Regions from separate parts of the Homo sapiens genome. Here region 1 is linked to region 2. A link is an interaction called in ENCODE POLR2A ChIA-PET data of the cell type or tissue named here. Cell type or tissue: Panc1. All regions are shown on one strand.

The links. Peaks named below come from ENCODE experiments on the same cell type or tissue, not always from the same donor. Only the 100,000 strongest peaks of a DNase experiment are listed, where the experiment ranks them.
Region 1: POLR2A ChIA-PET joins it to region 2 with 12 read pairs; 2 of 35 experiments call an interaction of 5 or more read pairs at or near these places.

The regions. Positions count from the first base shown.
Region 1 is chr1:218,530,002-218,532,501 of GRCh38, reverse strand. No RefSeq gene overlaps it. Among named protein-coding and RNA genes, the nearest start is that of LINC02869, 21 kb to the right of the region's middle. In Panc1, no CTCF peak of the experiment used is centred here; no DNase peak of the experiment used is centred here; H3K27ac peaks cover 1,682 bases.
Region 2 is chr1:218,325,887-218,328,386 of GRCh38, reverse strand. All of the region lies in intron 4 of RRP15 (ribosomal RNA processing 15 homolog), which reads right to left. Among named protein-coding and RNA genes, the nearest start is that of TGFB2, 18 kb to the left of the region's middle. In Panc1, no CTCF peak of the experiment used is centred here; no DNase peak of the experiment used is centred here.

The sequences.
Region 1 (2,500 bases), 200 kb before region 2:
GTCCCTGGCCCAGGTTTAAATGCCCTTAAAGCGAAACGAGATACTGATTTATAGATGATTAAGAAGCCCAATATCTAGCACATGCCTGAATTTTACTGGGTGTTTCATTAGTATTTGATAAAAGAATACATCATTAAACTAATGAAATTTCATCTTTTCGTCAACCCACAGTCAAACTGGCATGCCTTGGCCCATTGGAGGGAACAGTGCAATCCTGCTGGCAAAGAATGAAACACACTCAGTCCTAGGCCCTGTCCTGTTGTACCTTTCACAGAATGATTTGAATAGAAGCAAAGGGAATGTGTTTGTTGCATTTAAAGATGATACAAAGCCAAAAGGTATGGGAGGAGCTAGTAGAGTGTGTGCCAGAAAAATGATTCACCATCGTCCGCAACGATGACGTAAAATGATTACACAAAACCGAGAAGGGGCTTCATTTAAATGACCACTGGCTCCACTTTTGTGTGAATCCTTCCAAGATTTTTTTGTTCATATTTATCTCTCTCTCTCCCCTTATATAAATATATTTATATAGAAAGACAAATATGCACTTTTATTTTTTAGAGGATAGACATCACATGCAATTGTAAAACTTACTTTTTTTCTGACTAATGACACGTTATTAAATATTCTTCTGTAATGTCACCTTTCAATACCACAGTAGGCATTCTGTAATTTATTTAACCATTGTATGATTGGTTTCAATTTTGTTATTTTGGACATTGGTGCCATGAACTCTTATAACTGAATGTTTGCGCATAACCATTAATTCCTTAAGATAATTTTTGAAATATGATTGCTGACATGTAATATGATGCTAACTTGCTTTCCAAAAAAGCCATATAGATTTACTCTCCCACAGCGGTATGTGAGGGTCCTTGTTTTCCTGCTCCTTTGCCAAAATTCTTGGTTTCATCTTCTGTTAATCTTTACTCATGTGTAGGTTATAAGTGATATCTGATTGTTTTAACTTACTCTTTTTATTGCTACTGAGATGGAATTATTTTTAAAATTTTATCAGCTATTTGTATTTCTCCTGACAAAATGAAATTTAACAAACACAAATATGAAGTTCTACATTTGTTTTCCAAAAACAATCATATAATTGTAAAATGGGGAAACTTGGCTTGACTGAAGTGTACATGAAAAGGAAAATTAACGGAAAAAAAAGCAAAGGGAATGTGATAACTGTTTTTAAATGTTTGAACAGTTACCATATAGAAAAGAAATCATGTTTAGTTTAGATTTTTCCAAGAGGAAAAAGTAAGGCAAGCAGATGGAAAGTTATAGTTTGGCAGATTTTAGCTCATCTTAAGAAAGAACTTTTTAACTGTCTCGGCTAGCCAAAGATGGAGTGGGTTGCCTCATGTAGTGAGATCCCCACCGCTGGAAGAGATCAAGAGTATAACTGGTCTACTGTGTGGAAGTTGTAGAAGGAAGGGCTTTCTGAATTGGGTTAAATGGATGACTTTGAATGTCACTGGAAACTCCAGATTCTCTGCTTCTATGAATATGAGCTTACTGTAATTCTTTTAAAAATGCATTATTATTCACTTATTTGCTGTCAATTCCTATGTAAATGGGAATAAAAATACCTTTAAAAGTACTTATATCACCTAATCAAAAGATTATGAAAGTTTGTGTTTTTTCGGTTGTTTTGTTTTTTTTTTTTTTCATTCTTGTCTGAGCACAAAAACTGAAACTCACTTATTACACTTTCAAATCTAGTCAACTTAGAGTATGTTTATATTATACTATAAACAAGACTACTATGGTATTGCACTTTAAAGTTAATCATTTTATAGAGCATAAACAGTTTAATAACAGACTAACTGAAATGAAAGAATTGCCTAGTTAGCAGGCCTGCTAGAATTTGGGAGCTTTTCATTGATAATTAGTTTAAGTAACATATGCTCTTAAAAGTAATAAACTTGTGTTAAATGAATCTATAGATTTTCACTGTATTAGATGTGTCCCCAACAGAGTTCAAAATGTCTAGTTATGGAGCGTTGGCTTTATTTGAAAAATACAGGTGATTCGATCAAAATCATGAAACATTTGCATCTTTTCTTTAGCTATGTTCCCTCTCCTTTCCACTCTTGATTCACTTAGTAAAGTAACACCTATATTTCTTTCACTGTTTCCAAGTTCTAAAGAAAGAGGACTGTACTGAACACCTCTCATGCCAACCCAGAAGAGTATAGTCATTCCACAGGGCAGCCCACTTTGCTGCATTAAGCTGTAGAAATCAGTCTTCATGTTTGGTTTTATGAGAGAGGGCATCACATTGCAGAGCCCAGGGATTCAGAGTCAATTAGTCAGATCTAAAGCTTTAATTCATCATAATACAGTAAGAAGCTAGACATGCAGTGGTATGCATTAGCGCCTCTTTCCAATACTATGCCATGGGTTTAAAAAAAAAAAACAACCCAGCTTGTTAAGTGATACCAGCCTACGTTGTGTCATATGATCTTGCTGATACTGCAGATAAAATATAGCT
Region 2 (2,500 bases):
CCAGCCCACAAAACTTTAAACGTGTATTTCAGAAAGAAAGGAACAATAGTAGACCAAAGGAAGGAATTCACTAATTAAAATGGTGACACCAACTATATTGCATGCTTGTCTTGAAAGATGATTGCTGTAAACATGTATTTTAGGCAAGAAGAGCAACAACAGACTAAGTACAACGTTTTACTCAATTGTCCAACGTAAAGAATAACAGGAAGAGCTTTACAGGGGGATTTTGGTGATGTTTTTGTTTCTTGGTTTCAAGGATCAATATAGTCTGTATCAGTGATTCTTAAAGTGTGATCTTTACACCAGCAGCATTATCTGCATAACTTGAAAATATGTTATTAGCAATTCAAAATCTCGAGGCCTGTTAAATCAGAAACTCCAGGCATGGGGCCTAGCAATCTGTTTTTATAAGCCAGTCAGTGATTCCGGTGCATGTTAAAGATAATTATTTATTTGCTTTACATAAACAAACATTTTTTCTTAGTGATGGTTTTTGTTCACTGCTATAAGACCAAGTACACTTTATGGCTGAGAGGGAAAGATTTTAGAAAATCTAATATTCGATTTTGTAAATCTAATGTAAAATTCAGCACTGTATGCCTTAAGTATGGACATCATTCAAGCTAATCATTACAGTAGCATTTTTACACTGTGAAGCAACAATTTGGAAAAAAAAGACACAATAGAAAATTTATAAAAACAAGTGTTGTTAACACATTTTAAAAACAGGTATGTTAGATGGCATCTGTCAAGATGGCAGCTCAAGAAAACCTTGTTTAAGGCCAGGCGTGGTGGCTCACACCTGTAATCCCAGGAGTTTGGGAGGCTGAGGCGGGCAGATCACTTGAGGTCAGGAGTTTCAGACCAGCCTGGCCAACATGGTGAAACCCCGCTTCTATTAAAAATACAAAAAATAGCCTACGCATGATAGCACAGGCTTATAATCCCAGCTACTGGGGAAGCTAAGGAGGGAGAATCACTTAGGAGGAGGAGGTTGCAGTGAGCCGAGATCACACCACTGCACTCCAGCCTGAGCGACGGAGTAAGACTCTGTCTCAAAAAAATAAAGAAAACCTTGTTTTAAAGGCAGCAGAATGACTCTTTAAATTCTAATCCCTACATTTGCTAAAGACACACGTAGAAAGAAAAAAGGCAGAGGGCCCATGCTAAAGTGGCAGTTTGAACATAAACAACTAGTCTTGCTCAACTGCTATATTCAATAAAACTACAGAAAAGTGATTTGTTGTTTTAAAGACATAACTCAGAAGGTCAAGATCAGAAAAGACAATATCAACACAATTTTGAAGGTGAAGGAGATGGACCAGAAGACACCAGGAAAGTTAAATCCTAAGACTGCAACTATCACACTGACAAAACCAACCCTATTTACACTGCAGAATCTGCAAAAGAAACAGAAACTGGCAGTATGTATCAGGGACTTCTGGAAGTTAAGGGTTGAAGTGGAAGAACCAAAATAAAAAGCACTGGGGTGAAAGGTATGCTTTGAGAAACATTTAGTGCTCTACTTCCCCATCCCATTCCACAATAACCTGGCATAATACCTGGAGGTTTAAATTCTGAAGAGGTAATGGGCTTGCACAGATGAAAGCATAGGTATAGAACCAAAAATGGGATTAAGTTACACACACACACAGCAACCAGATATTGAATCCCAGCTCTCTTCTCACACTGGGCTCCCAAAATGCTGGTACGCAGACCTTTTTCTTCTAAGTAGGAGACTGGAAGAGTTACTTTATTGAAAACCTGACAAGTTGCTAATAAATTCACCCAGAGAACCCTACAGTGAAATTTAAGGTGGATGACACCCATATATTCATAGCTTCCAGTTGAATTTTTTGGTCTATTTGTTCTAATCATGAACACACAACTAAGGATTATCAGAAAGAAGAGAACAATGCAAACACAAAATTTAAAAAACGACTTGTAGGAACAAAAATCTCAAGAGAAAAAAATTTAGGGAAAAATATCATCAACATCCTCAAAGAGTTAAAATATATTGCATCCATAAAATCAGAACAGTTGTTATTTGATTTCACCTTGTTTATTTATTATTTTTGAGATGAAGTTTCACTCTTGTTGCCTAGGCTGGAGTGCAATGGTGCATTCTTGGCTCACTGCAACCTCCACCTCTTGGGTTCAACCGATTATCCTGCCTCAGCCTCCCGAGTAGCTGGGATTACAGGCACCTGCCACCACGCCCAGCTAATTTTTTGTATTTTTAGTAAAGATGGGGTTTCACCATGTTGGCCAAACTGGTCTCAAACTACTGACTTCACGTGATCCACCCACCTTGGCCTCCCAAAGTGCTAAGATTACAGGCCTGAACCACCACACTCGGCCAACAGTTGCTATTTTAAAAGAAACATTAGGAGAATAACAAAGAGCTTAAAATTAAAAATATGGTGGAAGAAACAAAACAAAAAACCACATTATAAAAGTCAGAAGATAACGCTGAGGAAATTGCCCAGAAAATAGA